Linked DNA regions of Homo sapiens: region 1 is linked to region 2. A link is a loop called in an ENCODE intact Hi-C map of the cell type or tissue named here. Cell type or tissue: breast epithelium. All regions are shown on one strand. Links, peaks and the distances in the headings refer to the core of each region. The heading gives the core; the rest is flanking DNA.

Region 1 (16,846 bases), core at 5,810-13,809, 1.3 Mb before region 2:
TGAGTGAGACCTACTACCTCACAAAATACTTTTTGTCATTTCTACCTCTCCTTTCAAGATTTGTTGTCAATTAAATAATTGAAACTCCATTTGTCAGGTGGACCCTTCTCACTTGGCATGTCAAATTCCAAATGGCACCATAAATGATTATCCTAAATACAGGTACCTTTATCTCAAGGATGCCCCTATTATACATAAAAAAGGGAAACTTCTAAGATACGAGAAAAATCTGCCAGTTTTTCTCACAAGCCAAACTTAGAACTGTTCCTTCAAGGAACAGAGGTGTATTTTCTTTGTGGCTCCTGGCTACACTTAGTCTTTCCAAGGCACTGGAAGGGAACATGTACTAGAGTAGCAGTAGTTCCTGACATTATTTTTAAATTCTACTGAGATGTCAGCATCATCTGGAGACATCCCTAACTTAGGCTCTTTTCTAGAAACTGCACTATCTCAGATACACTGGACAAAGAGATCTTTCATTTCTATGCCCTCACATGAAGATTAACTGAAAGGGCAGACTGGGCAGAGCATGCACATAACAATCCCATCTTAGAAAAACCATGCATGGAAAATTCTATAGCCAGAGGTCTATTTGGTTTGCGGGCATCCCTCTCCTTGAAAGATCAGTACTTAATATTTCCACTACGATGCAACAAAGATGGAAGGCAACTGTAGGTGCCATAGAGGCACAACAGCAATCTATTGATTCTTTAGCCTCAGTAGTAGCACAAAATGGATGGACCTTAGATGTCCATATAGCTGAAGTAGGAGGTACCTGTGGACTTTTTTTTTTTAATTTTTTGTATTTTTGGTAGAGACGGGGTTTCACCATGTTAGCCAGGATAGTCTTGATCTCCTAACCTCGTGATCTGCCTGCCTCGGCCTCCCAAAGTCCTGGGATTACAGGCATGAGCCACTGCACCCGGCCTACCTGTGCACTTTTAAATCCAACATGCTTCTTCTGGATTAACACCTCTAGTCTAGTAGAGGAAAACCTACAGATACTTAAAGATCAAATCAAAATCATTGACAGGTTAAGAGAAAATGCAGGCTTCAGCTTTCGGTGCCTGCAATCCCTCTTTAATGAATTCCAGTGTTCCTTATGGAATTGGTTAGCTCTTTATTAAGCCCCCTCTTGCTTGTGTCTTGTATTAATATTTGGGCCTTGTATACTCAATAGCATAACTCGAATTGTTTCCTCTTGCCTAGAAGCAATCAAACTCCAAATGGTGCTGAAAATCGAAACATGCATGGATGTGCCATTCTTCCAAGAACCCTTAGATTGACCCCAGGAGGAACCCTAGGTGCTGTTCACCTCCTGACGCCCCTTTTTAGCAGGAAGTAGCCAGAAAGAGCCGATGCGAGCCGTTGCCCGAAACCTCCTAATAGCAGTTAGGGTGATATATTTTCCGGGAGGAATATTACAGGAGTTATTAAGAAATTATTTTAGGCAGATAGAAAGAGTAAGAAGTCTTTGGTAAGGCTTTTTCTTTTAATAAAACAGTTCCCCAAACATTTCTTTTCTAACAGAAAGCAGCTTGGAAAGCCAGACTGGCAAGCATTGATATGTAAATGCCAGCGAGTAGAAAAAAGGTCCAGTCAACATGGTGGTTCCCACCCTCTTATACTTATCACCACATGTGCCAGGTGTCATGGCCACCTCCAGGTAACACCACGTGTGCAGGACATCATGGTGACCTGCATTTGCATATTAAAAGGCTAGGGTTGGAGGGCCAATTTATTTCATGGGCTACGTGAATGACACACCTGGTCAAACCAATCCCCTGGGCCTTATGCAAATCAGACACCATCTCCTCCAGCCTCCCAATATGATTGACTGTTTTCCACTACACACAGGATTCCTCTGTTTTCAGAACCCCGCCTTCCCTCTGTACGGGGAAGCTTTTTTCTTCTTTCTTGCTTATTAAACTTTCTGCTCCTAAGACCACTCCATGTATGTCCTTGTCCTTAATCTTATCAGCGCGAGACAAAGGACCCTGTGTGTTTCTCTGGTCATCCAAGCCGTATCACTGTTATGCCATGGAAAACACTGGTTATGCTTTCACTGGTGCTGCCTTTCAATGTTAGAAATTGTTAAAGCTTTATGGGAAATGGTAGGAAAAATTCTTAAAGTTTTTTGGTTTTAGTAGCTTTAAGCATAATTCTAAAAAAAGAAAACATCTCAGGCTAGACTTGCCCATTGAAAGCAGATATGGAAAAGAATATAGCTTTGCAAACAAAGCCTTTGTCTAGAGCCTGCAATCAAGCTAAAAGTTCAAAATTTGTAGACTGACAGAATTGAAAATTCAACTCCTCTACCTCAAAGTGAAGCAGTTGCAAACAATGGTGCTGAAGTGGCAGCCTTAGAAGGAGATTAAACTGATGCCCTAATCAAAGGCTGTGAGCAACCCAGCAGAGAGTATTATGTGGAGTGCCTTCTCATGCAACCCTCAATGTAGTAGCCATTAAGTTGAAATATAGGAAGGTGAATTTTATTACAGAGGCCTGCAATGAAAGACTAAGACTCCATATCTGGATGAGATCTTTGGAAATGCTACTTGCATAATAAGCTAACTAGAAGAAAGTAGAATGAACATCTAAAATGTTTTATAGGGAATTTTTATGTTTTGTTTTATTTTATTTTATTTTATTTTGCCTGGTGGCTACAAACTAGACCTGCAAATATCAAACTCTAAGACAATTCCTAGATTTCCAGACCAGCCTTCAGTAGTAAATGAGCAATGTAAATTGGTTAGCCCAGAAGACCATACTCTCTAAAGCTACTTCAGATTTGAGGAGGAAAGAAAGTAAATCACTTCTCAAGGGCTTGGACTGGAAGCCATGGAGGACAACAGACAAGGGAATTCTTTAGGGAGATCTCAGGCAGGTTTTTCAAAAGTGCTAACAAGAGGATGTCTTTCCCTAACACAAATGGAATCTTCGCAATTCCTGAAGATAGTGTTGGCCTATGGCTATAGATGACTAATAGCTGTGTTTTAAAACCATTTCCCTTTCTAAAAAAGATTTTCTTGTGATAATTTTTTCTTATTTCATCATTCAAATTAGTCATGTTGGGAGAATGCACAATATCCAGACTCAGATTTCCAACTCTGAAATGAATTTTGTAATCAAATTGGATTTGATGATTGTCTCACTCAGAGAAGTGGTGAGTATATTATTCTAAAGGAAATAAATGTAAACATGGGTATTTGAATAACTAAAGAGGTCAACAGTGGCAGAATCTGCTAGATTTCTCTTCATATCCACTTGTTCCTTTTTACTTACCAATAAAACCGCTTGAATTTGAACCAGGTACATGGCTATTCAGAAGACTATTTTGTCAATAGTTTTGAAAAAAGTCACCCTTTCCTGTTTAACTGGTTCTGTAAAATTTTTGTGTTACAAGATTCAGATGTTGTATGTTTGATAGTGGGTGAATCTTGTCATGCCATGGGAAGCATTGGTTAAACTAAACTAAAAACTTAAAACTCAAAATTGATATTGATATGATATGGACTGGCAGGCTAAGATAAGATTTGGGGAGGTCCTCTCTAAAACATTGAGAATGGTCATCTCTAGATAGTTGGAATTTGTTTATATGTGCTTTAAAAACTTACATTATAATCATTTTATAAGCATTTCTTATCTTTGTTAATAAGCAATTAAACATACTGTTTTGGAGCCAGTATGCTTATTTTATCTGGCAATATGATGATATAATGAATAAACATAAATATCTTATTCAAATGCTAATTTAGTGAGGAGGCTTTCTTAGCTTGGTAGATTAACCTTTTCACTCTTGTATTACAGTAGAAAAGTTCATTATATAACCAATCTATAGAACTTTGTATTAGATAAAGCTTTTCCTTTTTCCCCTTAATATAAGGGAGAGCTATCTCTTAAAATTATTGGGATGACTCAGTCATCTAGGCTTAATAAATTATGTTACATAACTTAAAATAAAAATTTTAAGTTGACAGATAAAGTGGATTTTCTCTGCTTGCATAATAACATTCATGCCAACTGATAATTTTGGAGGTGCTGATTGCTTTAGCAAAGTAAAACATCTTTAATTATATCATATAACATAAACTTAGATACAGCAAGAACTTTGAAGAGTCATACTATGGACAACAGACTAATTACAACAAAATCGTTGAAAATATCTTGCAAAATATGTATTAACATCATCATCAGTGTCAGAAATATTCATTAGGAAATACTAGTTTTCTTGAATATTACACAAGATTTGAAAAATGCTAGTCTTGCAAAAAAAGTTCTTTTAGAATTTGGAAATTTCCAACAGTACTTTTGACTGAATTACTAAATTACCAAAAGTGTTGAAGTAATATCTAACCTTAATATATTTTGAATAGCACATTTATTTATTTATTCTCCCTATTATATTCAACATAAAGAAGTGACTAGAACAAGCGAATACATTTTTCCACAATTGGCAGCCTTTTTTTCACCTTGAAATCCTTATCCATGTTTACCAAAGATGACCAATGAAGCTACACTAACATTTTGCATCTCTCACTTCAATTCCTTACATTCCAGAAAATGCTACAAAAAGTAAATTAACCAAAGGAAAGGTTTAATAGTAATTTGTGTGTGCATCTGTTCTATTAGGGACTGGAATATATTTCTGTATTTAAGATTGCTTTTCTTTTCTAATTTGAAGTATGTGACTTGAAAGTGTTTTTATTTTGATGGTTATCTGTCCTCAAAGCTGAAATGTTTTGTCTAGGTTTTCTGGAAATGGAATATTATTATATTTAAACTCAGTGTTGGGCCACCACCTGATTAAAATAAATGAACATGTTACATTGGGTAGCTAGTTAGGTATGAGCTGGGCAGGAGAGGTTTCCCCCACCCCAAACAGACACACACTAGGAGTGTTGGTGACCATCAGGTGATGGTCAGGTGATTGTTAACAGTTTATCTAAATATTATCCAATTATTTAATAATGGGTCACAGCCAGTGCCAGGGAAAGGCAGGCTCCTAATAGAAAACACCTGAAACCAATCAGCAGCTTCCAAATAAGATTTCAGGAGTGAGGAGAAGTAATGGAAGATCTTGGAAGTATGCCAACATGTAAAACCCCAAGTCAAGAGGTCAAGCTGCCCAATTGGTTTCTCAAGTCACCCACTTGGCCCTCATCTAAGTTGTACTTTCCTTTTCTTTCCTTTCCTTACTGTTCTAAAGCTTTCTAATACATTTTCACTCCTACTCAAATTTGCCTCCATCTCTCCTTCTGCCTTATGCCCCGCAGTCATATTCTTTCTTCCAAGGAGGCAAAAGTTGAGGTTGCTACAGATCTCTGTGGATTTGCCACAGGTAATTCGGATACATGCCACTGGTAACAAACTAATGGAAGTATTTTACCCTATCTAGAAGTTTTACTTTGTAAATTGTGAAATCTGAAAATCAAGTAATTATAAAAAATGCATTTTATGTAAATGTGTATTTTAAGTAAACAAATTTCAAAACATTTAGAATATTTGAGCATATATTAAGTTAGTATTCAAGAGAAATGCTATCAAATGACTATTTAGTACTTTACTCTTTATTGGTCAACCTTGTCTGATGGAGGAAACATTGATTAGACTAAACCTTTTACATAGATAGATAAATAAGTGCTTTGGTAGGTTTTTTTTTTTTATCAACTGCTTAAGAGTTAAAACCCTCAAATTATAGCTGGTATTTGAAAACCTGTTGGATATCTGTAGATTAATGAATGCTGCATTAACAAAAAATTCAAAATAGCCTGTAAACCTGAAGATAGGCTTTTTTTTGCAAAAATTATGTGAAAATTTGAATGATCTGCCTAAAAATGAGAAAAGTATCACAGAAAATATCTTTTAAAACCTGACTCTTTAAAAAACTTAATATATTTGATTACATCATAATTTCTAATAGTTTTTTTCGTCTTGATAATAATACACCAGAAGTTATTTCTCATATTTTCACTTTCTGGCCTTTTGACAAGTAACATGGTTAGTTTTTTTCCTTCCAATTGGAGCCTAAAAGTGATGCTCATTCTGTAGCATCATTATGCTGTCTTAGTGATGCTATGGAATGAGTGGGAATGAGGAACTAATTCTCAAAGTAGTGTTTCTTCTTACAACATTCAAGGAATATCCTTACAGAAGGTAAGTTGGAGTAAGTATGTTTGTGAGATAGCCCCTGCTTCATCAGTTTTCGATTTTAATTTCTCCAATAACTACTTTTCAAGGACTATTATATTTAATTGTCTGTCTTCTTCCAGTCGTACTTTTTCTCAGTCTCTTGCAGTTTGCCCTTTCAGTGATGAGACTAGTCAAATCTTTAGCAAGCCTGAGTCAATGGATTATGAAAGCTCTAAAGAACAAAATGAAGCTGATGTGGATCTGTTACTTTTATTTCTCATGGATAAAAATCCTGTATAGTTTTTGATTATCCTAATTGTCAGTTTGAAACCTGAAATTTATGTGTGCAAATGAGAATGTTTTTATGCTAATGATTTTGGATTCTAGGTATTTTTCCAGAGTGCTTAGAAGGCAGAAACAAAACTTTGTATAGGATCTAATAAAAAACATTTAAATAAATACTTAACATCACATATATCACAGAATATTACTTTAAATACAATAATAAGTTAAAAGGATACATTTTGCCTGAGTATGATGTAACAAAATAGAACTAAAATCATCTTCATTCACTTAGTAACTACTTATTGAGCACTTATCCTGTAATTGTGATGGAGTTGAACATTGGTCCTGCTATCCTGATTGTACTATATGGCGTCAACATTGTTGTGTATTATCAGTGCAAACAAAAATTCCTAATTAGGTATAATTACTTGATACAAAATATGGCCAAGTGATCATGCTGTTTCTCATAATTGTGATATGAGAATATTTAACAGGAAGTTCTTATAATATTAACTAATTGGGAAATACCTCTCTAGTGATGTTTAAAAATAAGATCTTAAAATTAAGAATTTTACCTGTATTTCTTATTTTAATTCAAGCATCCTATTTTATGCATTAATTGCATAAAAAGTGAATTAAAATTACACACAACCATTTTATCTGAATATTCTTTTCTTGAATTGATTTTTTTAAATATTAAAATAAACTGTATTATTGAGATACCAAAGGTAATGAATGAACTCTAGAACTTCAATTACATATTACACACACATCTACTTTCTTTCCCATGTTTAATTAGGTATGAAAAGAGCCAAATTACTTTTAAGGCTGAAAATTATACTAGTGTTTAATTTAGTCATTTAAATTCTCTATAGCCATGTGTTGGATAGATTTTCATTTCTGTCTAGCAGTCTCTGTTGGCTATCTGTATTTTCCCAAATATTTTTAATGCACGAAACACAGCATTATATATACACATAAGTAGAATGTGCTATTTTAATAAAAATAAAATCATATATTTTATTTTTAAATTTAAGAAATCATTTGGAATATATTTAATAGACATAACATGTAATTTTGCTGATAAACTATAATTTATTTAAATTTTCTCATTAACTTTCTTCTTTTTTTTAACCTTTCTAAATGATTCTAGGCCATGTGCAGTGGTTCATGCTTGTAATCCCAGCACTTTGAAGGCTGAGGTGGGAGGATCACTGGAGATCAGGAATTTGGCCAACATGTTGAAACAGGGTCTCTAGTGAAACTACAAAAATTACCTGAGAATGGTGGTGCAGACCTTTAATCCCAGCTACTCAGTGGCTGAAACACCTATACATTTGAAAATAGCATTTTATAAGTGTAATGTGAGGGTTACATATTCAGTGTTTTCCATGAAGGAAACTGATAGTTATTGATGGCTGTGATGGTGGACCATTTGAAGTGGCCACTGCGAGGATGCCAGCTGCATCAGGGGAGGCTCAGCTGGGGCTGTGTAATCTGGAGTTGGCAGGGGGCAGGAACAGGTGATCCCAGCAAGAGCCCCACACCCTACTGTGTTAGAGGGGTGGGAGTCTGTACTCCCTGGCCCAGCTACAGCTGCCCAGCTGCAGCTCCGGACCTGGGCATCCCTGTGCTCTTGGGGGTACAGTAAACCCCCTGACACTGCAGGCTTAGAAGTGCCTGCTCCAGGTCGGGTGCAATGGCTCAAGCCTGTAATCCCAGCACTTTGGGAGGCCAAGGTGGGCGGATTAGGTCAGGAGTTCAAGACCAGCCTGGCCAATATAGTGAAACCACCTTTCTACTAAAAATACAAAAATTAGCCAGGCATAGTGGTGCATGCCTGTAGTTCCAGTTACTTGGGAGGCTGAGGCAGAAGAATCACTTGGACCCAGGAGGTGGAGCTTGCAGTGAGCACAGATTGCGGTGCTGCACCCCAGCCTGGGTGACAGAGTGAGACTCTGTCTCAAAAAAAAAAAAGTGTCTGTACCCACTCTCTGGCCTCTCTGCACTCCTGGCACCCACTCTTCAGTGGAGCAAAGTTGTGGATGTGTCCTGATAGCTGAGCCTGAGTGCTGTTGTGACCTGGCTGGGTGTGCATGCAGTCACAGTCATGCTAAAACAACAATCTTGCACTGCCTTGCCACCCTTGCTGGAAACTGATGCTGAGACTAAAATATTTTGCGCAGATGAGCATGGGAGGGAGGCTGGGAGGCTGAGGGCAGCTCAGCATGGGCCTGCAGGTGCCATTCAGTGTGGATAGTCTGTGCGCTGTGGTTGGTATGTTGATGGTGGTGGGAGGCAGACCGGTTTCTAGGTGGGAAGGAGTAAGTCCACAGTGAAACCTCCCCTTCAAGCCATTGACGGCCTGAAGCCTGGGGGCTGGGCTGCAAGTTCCATGTGAAGTCTGTGACTTGGAGTGAGAACTTCCATGATGCCTTTTGGCTAATCAACTGGTGCTTTTTTCAGGACTGCCCATGATCAACCATGGACCAATCAGCATGCATTTCCTCCATTCTGAGCCTATAAAACTCCCAGACTCAGCCAGACTCAGACACTCCTCAATACTACCTCCCTGCTGATAGGCACTACCCACTTTGAGTCTCCTCCCTGCTGAGAGTTGTTCAGTCACCCAGTAAAGGTCTTCTTCACTTTGCTCACACTTTAGTTGTACATGTCACTTCATTCTTCCTGGATGTGGGACAAGAACTCAGGACCTGCCAAATGGCAGGAGCTAAACACACTGTAACACTTCACTGGCCAGATGATTGTGCTGAAAGCAGGAGCTGAAAGGGCTGTAACACTATAGCCCTGCCACCCTCTGCTGGCACTGGCCAGCCACCTCATGTGACAGAAAGCAGCGGCAGGGCCAGGCCACAGGAGAAATGGACCGGAGTGGGGAAGCAGGACTGAAAGAGCTATAACACAAATGGGCAGAACACATGTTCCCCACCCTCACCCCTGCCACCAAAACATGCACCTTTGCTAGCTGTGATGTGAGCAATGAGAAGGAGAGAAGAGCTGTAGACCTTCTGGGAGCCCAGACCTCAGGGCTCCTCAAGCCAGGGATGTGACATTCTATAACACCCTCTTTAAGGCTCTGAAATTACTGGTGTCTCAGAGTTTTGTGGTGCAACCACGTTCCCCTGGTCCAGACACTGGTACCTGTAGTGGAATCCACTTGTGGTGTTTCTGGTCCAGCCACAGCCTCACATGCAGCTGGTGCCTAGAGCTGTCTGCCCTACTGCAACAGCTGGTGTGCCTGGGTCTGCGCAGTGGTCAAACCCCACGCTTGCTGGGTCACATACCTTTTGCCACTCTGCACCTGGCTCACCCCTGGCAGGCATGGGATCCAGGCTGGTAGTGAGAGCCTGTCATACTGAGTGGGTGAAATGATTCCATTGGGTGTGAGCAAAACTCAAGCAGAGGTGTCACCAGCCACAGAGGTTTCTGGCTAGTGAAGCAACACCCTAAGTATCCTGAGACATTATTACTTCTAAGGAAATAAATAGGGAAGTCCCTGTGGAGTTAATCCTTTAAGAGAGGTTGGATTTTTAACAGATATATAGACCTGCATTTTAAGCCCAGAGAGAGAAATGGGCAAAGATGAGAGCAATACTTATACACCCTTGTATGCTTAGTATCTATGAAGTGGATTGGGGGATATTGAAGGGATATAGTAACATAAACAGAAACCCAGAAATCACCATATTATATAAAATGCATTATAAGTAGTATTAGGAAATTAAAGATTATATAATTTAAAGTGCTGTTTTGAATAACACTGCAGAAGTTGAAATGGTTGACTTAAGTCAGTATGATTTTAAGAGATAAGCTGGAGAAAGAAACATTTCCTACCACAGGCAATAAAAAGAGAAGGACACAAACATCAGCATGAACATTGTCCACAGAGGACTTTTTCCAAGGACTTTTCATTGCAAATTGTAGAAACTGTTATTTGTAACTGACCATTTTCTTTCTACATACATTCTTTCTCACATTTTTGCTAATTTTTTATGTGCATCAGTCCTTTCCAGAGTCTATAAAACCTTCAAAGTTAGAATCATGCAGATTACTTTTTTCTAGATCCCCTATTGTTATCACAGTGCAGAGAATTCATTAGCTGAGTTTCAGCCTTCTGATGTGAAATTAGAATGACTTTCCTTATGGGCCCTTTAAATTCCAAAAAATAACACTAACAATGGTAGTATTAAGTGCTCGATAAACTTGATGTTTGTTGATTGGTTTCATAGCACATGTGCCATATCTTCACATTAAGAAGTACACTTTTATAATCCAAAATATCTTCCCATTGGTATTTTATAAATGCAACTGCAACAGTGAAAATGACAGATAGATATAAATATTTTGGGCATTTCTATTAAAGTTTCACCCTTTTAAAACTGTGTTGCATTTCAGACTGTAAAACTTGCTTTTCATGTGTTGTAATTCATAGTTTTTTAGTCCTCTTCCATCATATGATGTTATAGGTAGATGTTTAAAGTTGATGTTATTTCTACATTTATAACAAAGCTATGCATTACGTATTTAATAGAAAACATATTAAAAAGCAAAAAACAATGGCAGCTCTTCCAAAAGATTATATTTCTACAAATCTGTTAAATTGCTACTATTTCTCTCTAAATGCTACGTAAGACATGGATTCCATAGAGTGATAGTGCACATTGATCTTCAAACTGGACCTTTTAGGTTCAATATTCATAGATTTTGTTTGCTGTTCATGTTAGGTAATACTATAAGCATCCTTTTAATCTTCATTTGGGTTACTAAGAAAAATGTCCACTTGTATACCAAGTAACAAAGTTACAATTAATGTAGTTAAGAAATACTTTAGTAACGCCTAAATGATTATCTTTAATCTTGCATTTCACTTCCTGAGAGTTATTTGGAGCTAATTTTGGCAAGCTGTGTAGCATGGTGTTAACAGTGGATGATTTAGATTCAGATTAGGAAGTATCAAAGTACGAATCTAATACTTCAACTGTAAACTTTCTCTTTGTCTTTCAGATTTCTCCACCAAAAATATAGGAAAATTGATAATAGTTATGTTGGCAATATGCTTAGAGTTATTTTATAATACAGCAAGTACTTAATATTACCAGCTATTATTGTATTCATTTGGATTTTAAAATTTGAAATAAGCTGCAATACATAATCAAATAACTGTCTGACATCCATGATTAAAAATAATAAAGTTCTAAAAGCACATTCTTTTAAAAGAATATTTAATGAGATAACTGATAAATTGTTTCAAAACATATAGAAAGTAGTTTTATCACACTAGGATTTACATGTATTTATCTTTTTTTTTTTGGTAAATTTTACTTGCCCTTATATATACAGATTTTTTTTGGAAAGAATAAGTTACAAAATTTCAGTTAGAGAAGAGACAAAAGTTGAAGAGATCTGTTCAACAACATGGTGACTATAGTTAATAATGTATTGCATTCTTGAAAAACCCTAAGAATGTACACAAAGTATTCTTACCACAAAATAAAAACTCTGTGAGGCAATGTCTATGTTAGCCAGATTTAGTCAGTCTACAATGCATATACAGTATACTTCAAAACATGCCCTTGTACACAGTAAATACATACACTTTTTCTTTCAATGTAAAATATAAAATTTAAAAAAACCAAAATATTATTTTCTCTTTTTTTTGTTTTAATTGAGATGAGTTAAATGTGGTTGCTGCTTTACTTAAGGGCTATTTAAGAAAAATCAAAATAACTATAAAAGCAAAAATACTCTTAAACCAGTATCCTAATTCAACATGGTCAGTATGGATTTTTTTTCTGGTGTTGTTTTTATTTTATAACTAGCAGTAATTATAATCAAGAAGCTTAGACATTTTTATAAATGCTGACAGAAGTGCTCACTTAAAAAACGCATGGCATCTGAGGATTTTTGAATGCATGTGTACACCCAAAAGGTACTTAGGGCTGAAATAGATGACACTCAACTACTTCCTGTTAGATGTAAGAAAATGTGTTAATTGCATTTAATATAGTTTATTATACTCTAGTCAACACAGGCCATCTGTCCACAACAGCTGCCTCATGGTGGTTTCAGCAAAGCATGTGCGTGTATATATTTTAAGTGAAAGCACAATTGAAAAGAGCAAAACAGCCTACATTGAGTTTGTGTTACATGACTATGCAGCAAATAAATATAAAAATATTATACCAGCATGAATACACTCCAATCAAATTTTCTCCTGGTGCAAGAAGTGACTTTGTTTAAAAGTAAATATCAATAAATCACTTCACTAAGAAATAACCATTAGATTTCGAATTGTATAAGAATAAAAAAGTAAAAAAGATGACTAAAGTACTTTGCTTAATATATAAGCATAAATGGGGGTTTGAGAAGACTGGAGAGAAGTAGCAAAAGAGATGCCAGGAGCAGATGAGATGATAAGTCAGGGATCTGGAACCTGTGGTGGTGAAATGTGTAAAAGGTACTTTTAAAAACAAAAATGTTAAATATTCAATATGCTATTAGCAATTCTGTGACTTATTCTGCTCATAAAAGGCTTAGTAAAGTCTACTAGACAAAACAAAATTGTTGCAAATACTATGTTTTTGCTAGATAAAGATCAAAGGCAATGCTGTTTTGATGACTGGGTTCAGGTAAGAATCAAAAGGCAAAACACAGTGAGTTGAATTTCAACTTTTTAAACAGAACAGACTTGGGAAACACAATAACTCCTAGAAATATAGGGATAATCATGCAAATATGTTACCTCCTCAAAAATTCAGATACCTTGAGATGAGGATGCCACTTTTCCCAAGCAGATAAACCTTAACTAGTTTTAATTGAATTTAATTCAATGTATTTTATTTTAGTCAGCATAAGCGTAAGCTTATTTTAGGAGAAAAGGTGACCACAGTAGGTAACTGAGCTGTTAATTTTCTGAGGAAAGACACTAAAAGGTAAAGATCATTCATTTCAATAAATATTTATTGAGTGCTTCTTGTGCCAAATGATTGTTAAATCACTGTGTATCTCACAGTGAACAAAGACAGAAATTCTTACCTCTATGAAGATTATATGCTATTGGTGCATAGAGACAGAAAAGAAAAACAATAAATGAGTTCAATTATACGGTATATTACACAATGATAAGTACTATGAGGTAAATAAAGCTGGCAAGGTAGAATTAGGGACAGGATGCAATTTTAATTTGAGCAAAGACCTTAAGAAAAGGAAGGCACAAATCAGGTGGAGATATAGGTAAATAGAGTTGCAGACACACGAACATGAAAGGTCTCTGAGTTTTAATTTGACATTTAAGAAATAGCAAGGGAGTCTGGGACCACAAATTATAAAGATGTCTTCATGTTAATTTCCTATTGGCAAAATATAACCAACTCTGTAAGTGTTAGTCAACTAATAAAGTAGACTCATTTCATAAACAGAAATACTAAAGGATTTTAAGTTGTTTGCCCAAACAATTTACAACTCCTAGCTTGTTCAAATTTATATACTATTTTAGAATATTATTTGAATACTACTCTTTTATCCCTACTATGTAAGTAATTAGGTATAGTTTTTTTTTATTCTTGTCTCATTTGATTTTGTGACTACACAGGAGGATGAGCCAAACTATGTGAAATATTTTTAAACTCTTTATTCCTCATTAATCTGAATAGAATTGACAGAGTGTTAGAAATACCAGAGAAAGGAAACAGAAAAACCTTATAAAATATTTATGCATTCATTTATTCAATACATTTATTGAACAACTGTCATATGCTGGCAGCAGGCTAAGCACTGGAACTATGGTACTGTAAAAAACAGACATGATTTTGTCCTTAAGAAGGTAACATTATAGTGAGTCATTCATGCATTAAACAAAGGATAATAAAATAATTTGAAAGACTGTTTTACAGCAACATGCAGTTGCAAGGAATCCTCTTGTCTTGGAAATCAGAGAAGTCCTAGAAACATACAAGGGCATTACAACTGTCTTATGAAATAGAAAATATTAATTTGGTCAGAGAGAGAGTGATTAAATATATGAAATAATGCTGATTATGCCACTATTTCAAGTTCTGAAAGTTGTCCACAAGACTGAGCAAAGTGGGTATCACCTGTAACTCTGATAAGGACAGTTTTGGTATAGTCTTGAAAATGAAAGCTTGATTGAAGTATGTTCATAAGAAATGCTCATCACAGGGCTATTCACAATAGCAAAAACATAGAATCAACCCAGGTGCCCATCAATGGTGTATTGGATAAAGAAAATGTGGTATACGTGCAACATGGAATACTACATGTGCATAAAAGATAATGAAATGGTGTCCTTTGCAGAAACGTGGATAAAGCTGGAAGCTTATCCCTGGAAGCTTATCTTATGCCCTAACACAGAAAAGAAAAACCAAATGCTGCATATTGTCACTTATAAGTGAGAGCTAAACATTTAGTACACATAGACATAGAGGTGGGAACAACAGACACTGGGGACTACTAGATAGGGAAGATAGGGAGTGGGAAGGGGCATGAACTGAAGAACTACCTATTGGGTATTATGGTACTGTGCTCACTACCTGGGTGACAGATTCAGACATACCCCAAAACCTCAGCATCATAAACTATATCTTTGTAACAACCCACACATGTACCCCCTGATTCTAAATAAAAGTTGGAGAAGAAAAAAAATGGAAAGGAAATGAAAACTGAGAATATAGACAACCCCTTTAAGGAGTTTTGTGATAAATGGTGCTGAAAAATTAGGCAGAAGGTGAAATTGGCAAAAATCATTTTTCAACATTAGATTTATATCGCATTTTTCTTAGTTTATGAGAAAATTAAAGACAATTGATAATAGGTCTTAGAGAGGCATCAATGACACAGTGTATTTTATGATGTAAATAAAATGGAAAATAATTTAATGCAGAAGTAGAAAAGTTAGCATTAGGTTACACCAAGATCTGCTCATCCAGAAAGCAAAATACATGACTTCTGATGTAGGTAGCTTCATGTAGGTAGAAAAAACAAGAATTGTTCTTTTAGTTTATTTTAATTTCTCGATGGGAAAAAGGGCAGCATTATCAGCTAACCGTGGCAATTGGAGAGGGGTCTTAGTGATTTAAGGAGATACAAGATGGTAAATGGTTGCTGAATTGAGTGGCCCACTTAAGGGTTGTGAATTTAAGTTAAAGCCTTCAGGCAGCCTTGTTCAGGGACTGTTGCAGGTGAATATAGATGAGATTTTGATTAAACGTAGCATTGGAGTTTTATCAGGTAAATATAATGAAGGAAGAGAATTGCAGGAATGTTGAGGGTCTATATAAAAAAAAGCTAAATGATGGGTGTTTTAGTCCACTTTGTGCTGATAGAGCACCACAGACTGGGTAATTTATAAAGAACACACATGCATTTCTCACAGTTCTGGAGGGAATGGAAAGTTCAAGATCAAGTTTGCAACATCTGGTTGAATTCCTTTTTGCTGCATCCTCACATGATGAAAAGTCAAAGGTCAAAAGGAGAAGAGTGTCCTCATATTAGAGAAGAGCAGAAGAGAGAGCAAACCCACTAACAAGAACTCATTTTAAAAGGGCTGTATTAATTTGTTCTCATGCTGCTATGAAGAAATACCCAAGACAGGGTAATTTATTAAAAAAAATAGGTTTAGTTGATTCACATTTCCACATGGCTGGGGAGGCTTCAGAAAACTTACAATCATAGTGCAAGTCACCTCTTTACAGGGCTGCAGGAGAGAGAATGAGTGCAAGCAGGGGAAATACCAGATGCTTAAAAAAATCCATCATATCTCATGAGACTCACTCATTATCAGGAGAACAACATGAGAGAAACTACCACCATGATTCAGCTACCTCCACTTGGTCCCAACCTTGACACGTGGGGATTATGGGAATTACAATTCAAGGGGAGATTTGGGTGTGGACACAGATCCAAATCATATCAGGGCCCTTTCCATTCATGAGGGAGGAGCCATCATAACCTATTCATCTCTCAAATGTCCCACCTTCCAATACTATCCCCTTGGTACTAGGTTTCTACATTAATTTCAGAGGGGAAATTCCATTAAAACCATAGCAAGGCATCATACAATCTAACCTGTTAAAAGAGACGAGTAAAGACATTAGGGGTTTCTAGACATAACAAATGTAGTGGTATCAATTGCCAATACATTCCAATGGCATCTAAGATTTCCAGGAGATGGGGTACCAAAAAGAGTGAGCTGAAAATATAGAGGTAGTGTTTAGAGAATAGAGTACTGGAATTGAAATTATGGCGGTGTGACTATTGGTGTTTTGGGGAGTTAAGCAATAGCTAGGTAACTAGTAATGGTCATTGCAGAAAAGGAAGTCAACAGATTGAGAAACTAGAATATCAGATGCAAAATCTAAATGGATTTTGAAATCATTGCAAATTATGAGAG
Region 2 (16,846 bases), core at 3,803-11,802:
GCAGGATCTTACTCTGTCACCCAGCCTGTAGTGCAGTGGCACAATCACGGCTCACTGCAGCCTCGACCTTCCAGGACTTATGTGAGCCTTCTGCCTCAGCCTCTTGAGTAGCTGGGAGTACAGGTGTATGCCACAATTCCTGGCTATTTTTGGTATATTTTTGTAGGTATGGGGTTTCACCATGTTGCCTAGGTTGGTTTTAAATTCCTGGGCTTGAGCAATCTGCCTGCCTCAGCCTTCTGAAGTACTGGGATTACAGGTGTGAGGCACCATACCCAACTAAATTCTTTACTGTTTTAATGCAGTTGGACTCCTTCATATCACATCTAAGAGAACATATTGTAGCACATCAGGTGAGGAAGTGTTTGCTTTAGGCCTCCACACAGAATCACAGTCATCTGCTAAAAAGATCCATTGCATGACCCCTACCTCTACCCTTGTCCCTTCAGTTTTTGTATCAGAGCCTCCTTTGTGTAAGTAGGTATTACAAGTCTCTCTCTTATGAATTTTCCATTCCCCATTCTCTTTGACCATCACTATGTTGAGTTAACTTGCACTGCTGTCAATAAACTGTCTCTGACAGTATCTCACTGGTTCCACTGGTCTTCCTGAATTTCCACTGAAAAGAATGAATTCTTTTTCCCTTATCACCTTGGCATCTCAGTCCTGTGAAGTCTCCTATCTCAATCATCTAGTCCTCTATCCTACCACAGACATACACTCAAGTAATCGTATTTTATGTCAAGGTTGGGCAAAGTACAGCCCACTGGCCAAATCTGGCATGCAACCCGGTCACATTTAACATGGTAATGTTAGTACCCACATTATATTTTCAATTCTCCTTCTTGGCCCACAAAGTCTAAAATATTTATTACCTGGCTTTTTAAGTAAAAGTTGCTGACCCTACTACAGATCCTCTAGTTCCTAATAAATATAGTTTTTCCACAGTTTTAATTTCAGAAAGTCATGCTGTGATTCACTACCTCCAAATTCAGGTTTATTTGCTCTAGAATTCTGATTTCCCAAATCCTCCCATTTCATTAAGACCATCAGTACACCGATGTTACTATTATATCAAAGTACCTCACTTACCTACTCCAAGTTACATGCTTAATAAGTATTTGTTGATTGAATGAATGGAGTGGGTTTCTTTACTCTGAGTCCAAAATTCCAGATTCCCTCAGGAGTCCTGTCATCTGAGTTCTGCCTTGCTAAGTCATTCACTAATGTGTATATTCTCATTGCTCCTTCCCTCACCCCACAGAAACATGCCTGTCCCTATTTGTTCTCCCCAGGTACTGCAATCTATGCCTAGAGTATAAACGCTAAAGAATAAGCCTATGCTACAACTAGCAGCTCTCAATTTTTGAGTAACTATTATGCACTGGGTACTTTAAACATAATCTTATTTGATCTTCTCAATAACTACATGAGATAAGTACAATTCATATTTTAGAGATGAAGAAACTAGGCCTCAAGAGGTTAATTGCTCAATTTCTCAGAGCACGTGAGTCAGTGTTCCCTCTGAGACCTTTAGAGATCCAAATCCTATATTCTTTCCACTATGCTGTGTGCTGTAAATGTCAAAGAATGACTCAAGGGATGAGCATATCAGTTAATAATGGGGATAGATTTAGAGAGGCCATGTTAAACTTGGAAAGGGGGTTACATATATTTAGGTAAAAGAGTTAAAAAGGTGATTCTCTGCCCCTGGAGTAATAGTTCCTAAAAAACTTACAGATTAGTAAGTAATTCAGCCTCACCCACCTGGCTTTTTTGTGCCACTGCCCAGGAGTTCTTTTAAACACAATAAATGGGCAGGCAACTTCATTTTTTCCAAATATTACTGTATATCAAGAATCTTGCTGTGTTCTATAACCTCATAATTTTCTAGCTGGAAAAGCATGATAGTTTGATGAGAAGATCTTCCCACTGAACCACGGAGGGGCTACTTCTTGCTTTCTTCCAAAAATATAGAGGATTTGGCTTACAAAAAATGTCACTTAATATGATAATTCAGCTGAGGTTAAACTTATTTTTAATTAATGATTCAATACATTTTCTTGCCCTCCCCTACTCAAGAGCAATTAACATAGCTCTTTCTTCTTCTAGCCTAAAGTTTTCTAATAGGGCTAACCACTTCTAACAAAGAAATTCATATCTGAAAGAAAGAAGGCTATTTTGGTGTGTAGTTCAAAAACTATTGAGCATGACCTATAAAAGTTATTATTCATATTACTGCTCTTTCTAAGAGTCTATCTTTTTTTAAGGCTCTCTCTACTTTTCAATGCTCTGACAGCAATCTGTCATGCCTCAACCCTCTTTAAGAGTTTCTAAATTCTCTGTAAATACCATATGCATCCTGTGACACTGACATTCTCCTGCTTTCTTGATCTTTGCCATGCCCAGTTAGATATTTAGATTCATTGACCCAGCATCCTCACTGAGCTTCACCTGACATCTATTTCTTTGTAGCTTTAAATCGAATAGCCAAATAGTAATATATAATTTTGAAACAAATTTTTTTCCATGTGTCCACTTCCTCAAGACATTCTTATTCAAGCCAACTTTCCCTTTTAAAATTAGAGCAACAATCTCTTCACAAACATGTAAGATACGCTCTGCAGGTGGGAGTCAGAAGAAATGAGAATGTTCTTAAAGAATCCCTTCTATTTTCTCATCCAATATTACCTGCTCTGACCTATAGCTGAGTGATGGAAATTAGAAATGATTAGCAAGTGGAGATTTGTTAGATTAGATAAGGATACCTAGAAAACTATGAATATGAAATGCTTTTTTTCTTCCACTGCAGTTCATTTAAATACAAATACAGTCGTTATCATCTTCGAGGATTGTGTATTTATTAGTAATGTAAAAGAAATGCATAACATTTTATGTCTGAGTCTTCTATTTCTTTCTTTTTCCTTTTTTTATTATACTTTAAGTTCTGGGATACATGTGAAGAACATGCATGTTTGTTACATAGGTATACACGTGCCATGGTGGTTTGCTGCACCCATCAACCCATCATCTACATTAGGTATTGCTCCTAAAGATATCCCTCCTCTAGCCCCCGAATCCCAGAAAAGCCCTGGCGTGTGATGTTTCCCTCAGTGTGTTCATGTGTTCTCATTGTTCAGCTCCCATTTATGAGTGAAAACATGCCGTGTTTGGTTTTCTGTTCCTGTGTTAGTTTGCTGAGAATGATGGTTTCCAGCTTCATCCATGTCCATGCAAAGGACATGAACTCATTCTTTTTAATGGTGGCATAGTATTCCATGGTGTATATGTGCCACATTTTCTTTATCCAGTGTATTATTTATGGGCATTTGGGTTGGTTCCAAGTTTTGCTATTGTGAATAGTGCTGCAATAAACATAAGTGTGAATGTGTCTTTATAGTATAATGATTTATAATCTTTTGGGTATATATCCAGTAATGGGATTGCTGGGACAAATGGTATTTCTGTTTCTAGATCCTTGAGGAATCGCCACACTGTCTTCCACAATGGCTGAACTAATTTACACTTCCACCAACAGTGTAAAAGCATTCCTATTTCTCCACAACTTGTCCAGCATCTGATGTTTCCTGACTTTTTTTTTTTTTTTGAGACGGAGTCTCGCTCTGTCGCCCAGGCTGGGGTGCAGTGGCGGGATCTCGGCTCACTGCAAGCTCCGCCTCCCGGGTTCACGCCATTCTCCTGCCTCAGCCTCCCAAGTAGCTGGGACTACAGGCGCCCGCCACTACGCCCGGCTAATTTTTTTGTATTTTTAGTAGAGACGGGGTTTCACCGCTTTAGCCGGGATGGTCTCGATCTCCTGACGTCGTGATCCGCCCGCCTCGGCCTCCCAAAGTGCTGGGATTTCCTGACTTTTTAATGAAAGCCGTTCTGTCGTGAGATGGTATTTCATTGAGGTTTTGATTTGCATTTCACTAATGACCAGTGATGATGAGCTTTTTTTCATATTTTTGTTGGCCACATATATGTCCTCTTTTGAGAAGTGTCTATTCATATCGTTCACCTACTTTTTGATGTGATTGTTAGTTTTTGTCTGGTTAATTTGTTTAAGGTCCTTGTAGATTTTGGATGGATAGATTTTGTCAGATGGATAGATTGCAAACATTTTTCCCATTCTGTAGGTTTCCTGTACACTCTGACGATAGTTTCTTTTGCTGTGCAGAAGCTCTTTAGTTTAATTAGGTCCCATTTGTCAATTTTGGCTCTTGTTGCCATTGCTTTCATGTTTTAGTCATGAAGTATTTGCCCATGCCTTTGTCCTGAATGGTATTGTCTACGTTTTCTTCTAGGGTTTTTATGGTTTTAGGTCTTACATGTAAGTCTTTAATCCACTTTGAGTTAATTTTTGTATAAGGTGTATGGAAGGGGTCCTGTTTCAGTTTTCTGCATATGGCTAGCCAGTTTTCCCAACACCATTTATTAAATAGGGAATCCTTTTCTCATTGCTTGTTTTGTAAGGTTTGTCAAAGATCAGATGGTTGTAGATGTGTGGTGTTATTTCTGAGGCCTGTGTTCTGTTTTATATATAGGTCTATATATCTGTTTTGGTACCAGTACCATGCTGTTTTGGTTACTGTACCCTTGTAGTATAGTTTGAGTCAGATAGCATGATGTCTCCAACTTTGTTCTTTTTGCTTAGGATTGTCTTGAATATTTGGTTTCATATGAAATTTAAAGTAGTTTCTTTCTAATTCTGTGAAGAAAGTCAATGGTAGCTTGATGGGGATAGCAGTGAATCCATAAATTACTTTGCACAGTATAGCCATTTTCACAATATTGATTCTTCCTATCCATGAGCATGGAACATTTTTCATTTGTTTGTGTCCTGTCTTATTTCCTTGAGCAGTGATTTGTAATTCTCCTTGAAGAGGTTCTTCACATCCCTTGTAAGTTGTATTCCTAGGTATTTTATTCTCTTTGTAGCAATTGTGAATGGCAGTTCACTCATGATTTGGCTTTCTGTCTATTATTGGTGTATAGGAATGCTTGCAATTTTTGCACTTTGATTTTGTATCCTGAGACTTTGCTGAAGTTGCTTATCAGCTTAACGAGGTTTTGGGCTGAGACGATGTGGTTTTCAAAATATACAATCATGTCATCTGAAAACAGAGACAATTTGACTTCCTCTCTTCCTATTTGAATACCCTTTATTTCTTTCTCTTGCCTGATTGCCCTGGCCAGAACTTCCAATACTATGTTGAATAGGATTGGTGAGAGAGGGCATCTTTTTCTTTTGCCGGTTTTCAAAGGGAATGCTTCCAGTTTTTGCCCATTGAGTATGATATTGGCTGTGTGTTTGTCATAAATAGCTTTTACTATTTTGAGATACATTTCATCAAGTATTCTCTGATGGTAGTTTGTATTTCTGTGGGAACTGTGGTGATATCCTCTTTATCATTTTTTATTGTGTCTATTTGATTCTTCTCTCTTTTCTTCTTCAGTAGTCTGGCTAGTGGTCTATCTATTTTGTTAATCTTTTCAAAAAACCAACTTCTGGGTTCATTGATTTTTTAAAGTGCTTTTTGTGTCTCTATCTTCTTCAGTTCTTCTCTGATCTTAGTTATTTCTTGTCTTCTTCTAGCTTTTGAATTTCTTTTCTTGCTTCTCTAGTTCTTTTAATTGTGATGTTAGGGTGTCGATTTTAGATTTTTTTTCAGCTTTCTCCTATGGGCATTTAGTGCTATTTCCCTCTAAACACTGCTTTAGCTGTGTCTCAGAGATTCTGGTACCTTCTGTATTTGTTCTCATTGGTTTTAAAGAATTTATTTATTTCTGCCTTAATTTTATTATTTACCCTGTAGTCATTCAGTAGCAGGTTGTTCAGTTTCCATGGAGTTGTGCAGCTTTGAGTGAGTTTTTAAATCTTGAGTTCTAATTTAATTGCACTGTGGTCTGAGAGACGTTTGTTATCATTTCCGTTCTTTTGCATTTGCTGAGGAGTGTTTTACTTTCAATTATGTGGTCTATTTTAGAATAAGTGCATTGTGGTGCTGAGAAGAATATATATTCTGTTGATTTCGGGTGGAGAGTTCTGTAGATGTCTATTAGGTCTGCTTGGTCCAGAGATGAGTTCAAGTCCTGAATATCCTTCCTAATTTTCTGCCTCACTCATCTGTCTAATATTGAGAGTGGGGTGTTAAAGTCTCCCACTATTATTGTGTGGGAGTCTAAGTCTCTTTATAGTTCTTTAAGAACTTGTTTTATGAATCTGAGTGCTCCAATATTGGGTGCATATATATTTAGGATAGATAGCTCTTCTTGTTGCATTGATCCCTTTACCATTATGTAATGCCCTTCTTTGTCTTTTTAAATCTTTGTTGGTTTAAAGTCTGTTTTATCAGAGACTAGGATTGCAATTCCTGCTTTTCTTTTTCTTTTTTTGCATTCCATTTGCTTGGTAAATATTCCTAAGAAAAAGCCTATGTGTGTCTGTGCACGTGAGATGGATCTCCTTAATACAGCACATTGATGGGTCTTGAGTCTTTATCCAATTTGCTTGTAATTGGGGCATTTAGCCTGTTTACATTTAAGGTTAATATTGTTATGTGTGAATTTGATCCTGTCATTATGATGCTAGCTGGTTATTTTGCAATTAGTTGATGCAGTTTCTTCATAGTGTTGATGGTCTTTACATTTTGGCATGTTTTTGCAGTCGTTGGTGCCAGTTTTGCCTTTCCATGTTTAGTGCTTCCTTCAGGAGCTCTTGTAAGGCAGGACTGATGATAACAAAATCTCTCAGCACTTGCTTGTCTGTAAAAAATTTATCTCTACTTTGCTTTTGAAGCTTAGTTTGGCTGAATATAAAATTCTGGGTTGAAAATTCTTTTATTTAAGAATAAATAAATTTGAATATTGACCCACACTCACTTCTGGCTTGTAGATTTTCTGCATAGAGATCCACTGTTAGTCTAACGGGCTTCCCATTTTGGGTAATGTGACCTTTCTCACTGGCTGCCCTTAATATTTTTTTCTTCATTTCAACGTTGGTGAATCTGATAATTATGTGTCTTGGGGTTGCTCTTCTCGAGGAGTATCTTTGTGGTGTTCTTTGTATTTCCTGAATTTGAATTTTGGCCTGTCTTGCTAGGTTGGGGAAGTTCGCCTGGACAATATCCTGCAGAGTGTTTTCCAACTGGGTTCCATTCTCCCCGTCACTTTAAGGTACACCAATCAAATGTAGGTTTTGTCTTTTCACATAGTCCCATATTTCTTGGAGGCTTTGCTCATTCCTTTTCATTCTTTTTTGTTTAATCTTGTCTTCATGCTTTATTTAATTAAGCTGATCTTCAATCTCTGGTATCCTTTATTCCGCTTGATGGGTATGGCTATTGATGCTTGTATATTCTTCACAAAGTTCTCGTGCTGTGTTTTTCAGCTGCATCAGGTCATTTATATTCTTCTCTAAACTGGTTATTCTTGTTAGCAAATCCTCTAACCTTTTTTCAAGGTTCTTACCTTCCTTGCATTGGGTTAGAACATGCTACTTTAGCTTGGAGGAGTTTGTTATTACCCACCTCTGAAGCCTACTTTTGTCAGTTTGTCAAACTCATTCTCCATCCAGTTTTGTTTCCTTGCAGGTGAGGAGTTGTGATCCTTTGGAGAAGAGGTATTCTGATTTTTATACTTTTAACCCTTTTTGCACTGGTTTTTCTTCATTTTTGTGGATTTATCTACCTTTGGTTATTGACGTTGGTGATCTTAGGATGAGGTTTTTGTGTGGACATCCTTTTTGTTGATGTTGATGCTATTCCTTTTTGTTTGTTAGTTTTCTTTCTAACAGTCAGGCCCCTCTGCTGCCGGTCTGCTGGAGTTTGCTGGAGGTCCACTCCAGACCCTGTTTGCAAGGGTATCACCAATGGAGGCTGCAGAACAGCAAAGATTACTGCCTGTTTTTTCCTCTGAAAGCTTCGTCCCAGAGGGACACCTGACAGATGCCAGCCAGAGCTCTCCTGTATGAGGTGTCTGTTGACCACTCCTGGGAGGTGTCTCCTAGTCAGGAGGCATGGGGGCCAGGAACCCACTTGAGGAGGCAGTCTGTTTCTTAGCAGAGCTCAAGCGCTGTGCTGGGAGATCCACTGTTCTTTTCAGAGCCAGCAGGCAGGAACGTCTAAGTTGGCTGAAGCTGTGCCCACAGCCACCCTTTTCCCCAGGTGCTCTGTCCCAGGAAAATGGGAGTTTGTTGTTGTTGTTGTTGTTGTTGTTGTTTTGTTGGTTTTGAGACAGAGTTTCACTCTTGTTGCCCAGGCTGGAGTGCAATGGCATGATCTCAGCTCACTGAACCTCTGCCTACTGGGTTCAAGAGATTCCCCTGCCTCAGCCTCCTGAGTAGCTGGGATTACAGGCAACTGCCACCACGCCAAGCTAATTTTTGTATTTTTAGTAGAGATGAGGTTTCACCATGTTAGCCAGTCTAGTCTCGAACTCCTGACCTCAGGTGATCCACCTGCCTCGGCCTCTCAAATTCCTGGGATTACAGATGTGAGCCATTGTACCCAGCTGGGAGTTTTATCTGTATGCCCCTGACTGGGGCTGCTGCCTTTCTTTCAGAGCTGCCCTGCCCAGAGAGGAGGAATCTAGAGAGGCAGTCTGGCTACAGCAGCTTTGCAAAACTGCGGTGGGCTCTGCCCAGTTAAAACTTTCTGGTGGTTTTGTTTATACTGTGAGGGTGAAAAATGTCTACTCAAGCCTCAGGAATGGCAGATACCCCTCCCCCACCAAGCTCAAGCACCCCAGGTCAACTTCAGACTGCTGTGCTGGCAGCCAGAATTTCAAGTCAGTGGATCTTAGCTTGCTGGGCTCCATAGTGATAGGATCTGCTGAGCTAGACCATTTGGCTCCCTGGATTCAGCCCCCTTTCCAGGGTAGGGAATGGTTCTGTCTTGCTGGCATTCCAGGTGCCACTGGGGGTATGAAAAAAAAATAAAAATAAAAAAAAACTCCTGCAGCTAGCTCAGTGTCGGCCCAAAAGGCCACCCAGTTTTGTGTTTGATACCCAGAGCCCTGGTGGTGTAGGCACCTGAGGGAATCTTCTGGTCTGTGAGTTGTGAAGACCATGGGAAAAGTGTAATATCTGGGCTGGGATGCACTGTTCCTCACAGCACAGTCCCTCACAGCTTTCCATGGCTAGAAGAGGGAGTTCCCCAACCCCTTGTGCTTTCCAGGTGAGGCAATGCCCCACCCTGCTTTGGCTAACCCTCCATGGGCTGCACCCACTTTCTAACCAGTTCCAGTGAGATAAAACCGGGTACCTCAGTTGGAAATGCATAAATCACCCACCTTCTGCATTGATCTCGCTGGGAGCTGCAGACCAGAGCTGTTCCTATTTGGCTATCTTGCCAGCCACCCTTGAGTCCTCTAGGAATCCCTTTTTATCATTAACATACATTGAACATTTACAACAGTTCCAAGGACTATACTTTGCATGTTTTAACTCATTTAATGCTCAAAATAACTCCATTATTGTCCCCATTTGTACAAATAAAGTACCAACTGAAGGTCAAAGAGCTTGAATAAATTGCTTTAGGTCACATAGCTAAAAAGTCTGAAATCAAATATAAATTCAGTCAATCTGACTCCAGATATTGTTTATCCATAAAAATATATACAGCCTCGGAATTGTTCATTGGTACTAGACTTCTTCAAGAAAGTTCGTTGCATTTTTTTGAGAGTGAACAGAGTGCCTTCAGAAATAGCGGCCTTATTAAAATATGATTTATTTTTGTTCTTCCTAAGTCAGTGTATATGGAGTCTCTAATTGGCTGGAGACAAGTTTTCAAATTCACTGGGAAAACTTTTGTTGCTACCCAAAGATTCCTGTCCAACCTTTATGCTAATCTTTCTGTTGGGCTTATTGTTTTAACTTATGGCTTTAAAATATGCAAAAATACAAGTGCATACTTCCATGCTAATATATTTTCCTGTTATATCTCCCAACCATTCCCAGAATGCCTGGGACAAACAAGCACTAAATACTGCCTTAATATGAAAGAGATTTTCATAGAGGAAAGAGATTTTCTGAGGCTAGTGTGGAGGTTACTTATCCCAACTTCAGCTCAATAGATATGGCAAAATGTTTACAAATTTCATATCTATAACAATTGTAAACATGTATTTTAAAATGTATAGTTAATAAAATAATGTATAGTTAAATACATTTTATAATTAAATGGATTTTAAGTCTCATATTTTATATTGTTTGATTAGTCTGTTTTCACATTACTGATAAAGACTTACCTGAGATTGGATAATTTATAAAGAAAAAGAGGTTTAATCAACTCACAGTTCCATGTGGCTAGGGAGGCCTCACAATCATGGTGGAAGGCGAAAGGCATGTCTTATATGGCAGCAGGCAAGAGAGAATGAGAACCAAGAGAAAAGGGTTTCCTCTCATAAAACCGTAAGTTATCGTGAGACTTATTCACTATGACAAGAACAGTATGGGGGAAAGGACCCCATGATTCAATTATCTCTCACTGGGCTCTTCCCACAACATATGGGAATTATGGGAGCTACAGTTCAAGATGAGATTTGGGTGGGAACACAGCCAAACAATATCAATTCTATACTATACATCTTTGTGTTGACAATACTTAGCCTGTTCTTTTTTTCATAGAAGGTGTTTTTGTTGATGATATTGACCTGTATGATATCTTCAACCCTTTATTCATCAAGAGGATATTGAGGACAGAAGTAAAATTGCAAGGAAGTTTATTTCTCACAGCAAAAAGAAAATGTTTGTTCAATATATAGTTCGACATCCCAGACTTTATACAGTTGGCCATGAATACAAAAATGTCGTTTTGAATCTTTAAATCATTAATTGACTACAATTTGAGTCCTATGTCTTTGAAAGAAAAAAACTCACACCCAAATGAAATCATTTCATAAAAAACAAGCAAGGTAATGATTATTTTTCTTCATTTGTTCAGGTCTTCTGAAGTTCCTCAGCTCACTTGTCTCAGCAGTGTCTGTATCCTTTAGTCCTCAATTATCGATGAAAAAAGGAGGTGCCACAAAGTGGATATTACTGTGAATAAGTCTGAATTCAGGGTATAGAAACACACATGTGTGTGCACACATACACACACACAGAACCTTGGGGAACTGTTTTTATTTTGTGGAAAACATACCTAATTGCAATGTTGTTTGCTTTGCCAGGTGCCATGTCCAATCATGCTCAAAGAAATCTTTCAGCTGCTCCTGGAAAGAGGGCTTGCTTATATAGTTGCTCTCTTATTGCTGCTAGCAATAAGCCCAATTTACCTTCTCAGTACATATCTCCTTTACCTATACTTGACATTTCTTTCAAAGAGACAGCCTGATCCCTTGTGTATTTGTGAGCACTGTGTTTGTGTTTATTTGTGTTTCTGTATGTGTTTCCTTCACCTACTTTAACTCTTACGAAGATCAACAACCACTTAAAACATTCAACCATTTTTTGGTCTCCAAGTTCCTTCTCTTAGAGAGAACATTTGGCTGCAGCTGTTTTCTTTCTGCAAAGCTCTATTATGCTTAAAGTTCATAGTTGAATAAGAAAATGCATTTCTAGAAATATGTTTTCTGGATTTTTATGTAATAGTAGTACACTCAAGCATTGTTCTTTTGCTGAATGCATGCAAATCTATAATGGAAAATATTTCATCAGTTTAGATGTTTATGCTTTCATATTAAAGATTTTTGTTAACCAGACAGAGGAACAAGGCCTAATATGGCAACATGCTCTGTTTAAGTAATAGTACTTGTCTTGATTATATGGCCTTTATTAAAATTCCCAGCTCCGTGAACATTACACAAAACATTTTTTGCCAGATTTCTAGATGCCTCTGACATAAAATAATCAAGACTCAAGTGTATGCATGTATGTGTGTATGCATGTGTATGTATAGTGATTCTATATATATATATAATATATATATATATATAAAATATATAATCCATCTGAAGACATGCATTTGGAAACATCAAATCCAAGCTACCAGGCTTATGTAAATCCAGATAAGGAACAACCAATTTCTCAGAACTTGTTAAAATATCTGAACTTAAGTGAACTTCATAGTTCTTAAATTTTTTTATTTTTCCAGTCTTACTGATATTTTTAAAATTTAATCATTATAAACTCCAATAGCAGAAAAACAAATATTATCTTTTACAATAAATAACAGAAGTGAATCTATATAGATCTAGGGTACTCATGGGGTTCATTCTCTTTGGCGCATTCATAAAAACCTGAAATCTGAAATTGTGTGACTTTGAAGGACACTATGTCTATCTATCTATCATCTATCTATCTATCATCTACCTATTTCCAATTGTTTAAAATTTCTCTTACCCAATTTATTAAAAATTCATTTTTACTAGTGAGTAGGCACCTATTAGGGCAGGAATTATGTATTATCTCTATTTATTATTACACATCCTGGGCCTAAGTGCAAAGTAAATATTTATTGAAGAAAAGAAGGAGAAAGTAAAGAAGGGAAGAAGAAGGGAAGGAGGTAGGGAAGAATGGAAAGCAGGGTGGGAAGTAAGGGAAGGAAGAAATGTATTAACTATTTTTGTTGTTGTTGTTCCTTTCCTAGACCTTATCAGTATACAAAATAGAATGGCTGCTACAGAGTAGGTACCAGAAGTGTCCACTATGGACAATAGAAGGCTTTGCAGTTTGGGTACTATAGGAAGAAAACATTGAGACAGAGTTGGTTGTACAACTCTTTTTATTAAGAAGTTACATCAGCAAAAGAAGGGGAAGAAGAAGGGATGGTTAGATGTGACAGAGGCTGTATCCCCCACAAGGAGCTCTAGAGTAAATGTTGCCTGTTAGAGGAGTTCTATTTCAGGTGCACATGGCTAAGCCCTTGGACCACTGCCTTGTTCAATCACTGGCTGGCAGCCACTCTAAGAAGACTGGTACCTCGGCTTGAAATCTGAGGCTGACGATAAAGAAGCTGATAGCTGGAGGCTGTTTGATAACCACGCTCCTTGCAGCTAGCATTTCTTTTCTTAAACGGGGATGTGGAAGACACATCTCTGTATCTTCTACATCAGGTATGGACAAGTTTCCTTCATTATGGAAAGCAACCTAAGATATACCAACTTGTCCCTCTCAAATAACCAGCTCTAAATAAGAAGGGAATATAATGCTCTCCGAGAAAAGTGTAAAAAAGGGAACTCATGCAAAGGAATCTGTTTGTTTGTCAGTCTTTACACTGCATTTCTGTATGTTTCTACTTTGCTTATTAGGGGGATTCACAACAAATGCATCTCTGATTTTTTGTAATTGAAAGCATAACTGATCAATATTAAAGAAAACACATCTCTATTCTTTATAAAAAATAAGAATTTTTTATAAAGGATTCAAATGGATATCACTTGGTGAAACTTAAATGAGTTAATATCTTTGTTTCTCTTATTACCTTCCTTTTTGTAGGTTTCCATGGGAATCTTTGAAAAGCAACTGACTACAGCTGAATCTATATGTGTTCTAACAAGATCAGATTCAATTAAAGATCTGATGCATCTGCTCCTCGTGGTTTATGAAAAAAATCAACATGAATTTATTGAATAATTAATATGTACAGATTATGCAAACTGTGAGAAATTCAAAAACTGAGGAAGCTCCTGCCTGTGTTTTCGTATCGCAATGAGAACTGAAGCTAGGCATGTATTCACCAACATGAGGTAGGAGAGAAAATATTTTTCACCCATCACAAGGTTCATGGCTGAGGCTTTTACAACAAAAGACAAATTAACAACAAAAAAATAGGATAACCAAATTTATTTAACGTAAGTTTTATATGAAACAAAGCCTTCAGAATTGAACATGGAAAGAACCAGGGAAAACTGTGCATTTTTACAGAAAGTCATACAAAAGTGTGATTGGAGCACAAAAGAGTATGATCTAAGGATAATAAACTGGGGTAAACTTAACAAGGCCTGTTTGTTCAGATTCTTCTTGGACTCTCCGTGTGACATTTCTTCTCTCCTGTAGTAAGACAGGACATCTGTCACATGAGGTTCTTTAGGAGAGAGGGGAGGGACAAAGTTAGAGAGACCTTCCCGCTTCTGCAGTTTTCTCAATTTATTTCAGCTTTAAAATACTCAGTATGGCAAGATTCCACATTTTGGGGTGGCATTTTCTATACCCCATTAATGACAAACTTGAGTATCCTAGTTTATTTTTTCCCCAACTGAAATTGTTTTTTATAATCTCAGAAAAAAAAAAAACTGCTAGGCATGGGGTATGTGAAAATGGAAGTTAAAATGACAGTATTGTAGACAGTTGGCCAGCAAGTGATTCAGTATCTCAATGAATTATTATAAATTGAGTATCTACAACGTGCCATTAACTATGATAGAATCCTAGGACACAGAAATTGACAACGTAGAAGATATCCTTCCATTCGCTGAACTTATACATGACCAAACTAATAATTCTGAAGAATTAGAAGAGCTAAGAATGAAATGAAAGAGGAAATGTTATAAAGAGTAAATATAGTAGAACTGGGAAGCCAAGAGCAGGAAAATTTTATGTAGGATGATCAATCAAGAACATTTTGAAGAAATGTAATTTGACTTGAGATCTGAGAGGTGAACAAACAATAAATTGAACTTTTTGGGGGAGAATATTAAAAAGAAAAGATAACCAGAAAGAAAAATTACAAAGTTTCTGAGAGAGAAGTAAGTTTAGCTGGTTCTAGAAATATGTGGTACACTAGAAATACAATACAAGACACATATGTAATCTTAAATTTGTTAGGAGACATTTAAAGAGTAAAATTAAAGTGGTTCAATTACAATAATACTAAATTTTGTCTTATTTTATGTAATATACCCTAAACAGCATTTCTACATATAATCAAATTAAATATTAATGAAAATATTTTACTTTAATTTTTTATACTAAGGTTTAAAAATATGCTACATATTTTAGACTTACAAAGTGAATTCAAATTAGAATATTTAGATATGGTGATTGTATTTTAAGTAATCATAGTCATTTGTGACTCATAGCTACCATATAGGATGGTGTGATTATAGAGACTGAAAGAAGGCTACTGTTTCTCGATGGCGTCTAAGAAAGTGTATTGAGAGGAATTTGGAGCTAAAAATAGTATATAAAGCAAGCAGGGCCTTCTAGGCAGTGGCATTGCATTTATATCATATTCAAATTACAACGGGAAGTCATTAGAGGGTTTTAAGAAAAAAACTGACCTGATATAATAACCGCTATTAATAGACTGTGCATGCTGTGTAGAAAATAGCCTGTAAAGGGTACAAGAGTAGATGCAGAAAAAACAGTTACAGTCTTCTTTGAGCTACATTGGCAGCATAAGCAGTGGACATATATGGGAAAGATATGGATATGTGTTTTGGAGGTAAAAGCCCACCGGACTGAATTCAACCAGAGAGATCAGATATAGGGCAAGCATAAAGAGAAGAATTAAGAATGACTCTTTTTGTTTGTTTGTTTGTTTGTTTTATTGTTGTTGTTATTCTTTATTTTTGCAGCGGCAAGTGGATGGTGGTAGCATAAACTGAAATAAGAAAGACTTGAAGTTTCAGAGGACAGAAATGGAAATTCCCATGGGTTATGTAAAATTTGAAATGACAGACACAGTTCAAAATTATGAGTAAACAAGTTGTTTTATTAGAGTGGAATTCAGATTTTGAGAGTGTCAGTGTATAGTTATTATTTAAAGTTAAGAGACAATGACATTACCTAGAAAAGGAAAGAAAAGGAGCAGAAAGGGAGAGAGGAGAAGATAAAGGATTAGGTGAGGGGAGGAGAGGAGAAGGGCTGACAATGCCTAAAACAAAAGGCAGAAAATTAGGAGGACAAAGGCTGTTTTCACAGACAGGTAGTCCCAAAAGCCTAGTTGGTATGCTATAGAGAGAGACAGGAGGTGAAGAAATGGAGATAGCAGTACAAATACTATTTACAAGGAGTCTATTTAAAAAGCTGAGAAACAAGGCAGGAATTGGAAGGGGAATGTGCAATGAAGGGAGAGCATTTTCTAAATAATTATTTAATTAAGGTTGAGAATCTGAGATTAAGCCAGTTTAATCAATTTACCCAAACTCTCACAGTACATAGTGAAACCAAGTTGCAAATGCAGATATTTCTGACAGCAAGGGCCAGAACCTCATGCATGTTATAGTGCATTTTATAACGCCTCTTGGGGAGGAAAGCTGAATTTTGGAAAGCCAATATCTTTTAAATGTAGTGGTATCAAGTAAGAGGTATTGATTAGTCTCAGTGATAAGAAGTTGACTTAAGACTGGAATTATGAGAAGAAGGAAAGGGCTGATGAAAAATACATTACCAACAAAATAAGACCCCAACAAAGATGAGGCTGAGCCTCATGAATATGGGAATAAGGAATAGTCAAAGGTGACTCAGGGCTTATAAGTTCCCATACATAGAAAAATATGGTGGTCTGCATCTACCATGAATTTGGCTTTCATATGATGTTCAATTTAATTAATACATTCCATCACAATCCCTCATCTGCTTTTTGGATCTAAATGGTTTTTCACACCTCAGCTGACTAATGATGATTTTGAGCTATCGTTTGGCAGCACTGCCCCCTAGTTGTTTCAGGATTTTTTGTAAAAACATGCTTGACTTTCTAATGTATTTTCCAGAAATCTCTTACGTACGAAAGCAAGTTGATCCTTTTAAGTAAAATATTGGCAAAAACAATGAACAGGAAAAGTTCAAAAGAAAAGATAATAAGCTTAGTTTTATAAAATTATATTCTGATATGACAGCAGATTTAACTTGAAATATGTAGACATATTCATGTGCCAGTTATCAGCACAGCTCTCAAGA

The links. A loop is a pair of places that touch in the nucleus more often than their neighbours do. Peaks named below come from ENCODE experiments on the same cell type or tissue, not always from the same donor. Only the 100,000 strongest peaks of a DNase experiment are listed, where the experiment ranks them.
Region 1: it touches region 2 in a loop (22-fold over the local background); 2 of 110 quality-filtered maps call a loop at or near these places.

What each region holds. Positions count from the first base shown.
Region 1 is chr6:66,927,723-66,944,568 of GRCh38, forward strand. No RefSeq gene overlaps it. Among named protein-coding and RNA genes, the nearest start is that of EYS, 1.2 Mb to the left of the region's middle. In breast epithelium, for the core only: no CTCF peak of the experiment used is centred there; no DNase peak of the experiment used is centred there.
Region 2 is chr6:68,210,076-68,226,921 of GRCh38, forward strand. No RefSeq gene overlaps it. Among named protein-coding and RNA genes, the nearest start is that of LINC02549, 110 kb to the right of the region's middle. In breast epithelium, for the core only: no CTCF peak of the experiment used is centred there; no DNase peak of the experiment used is centred there.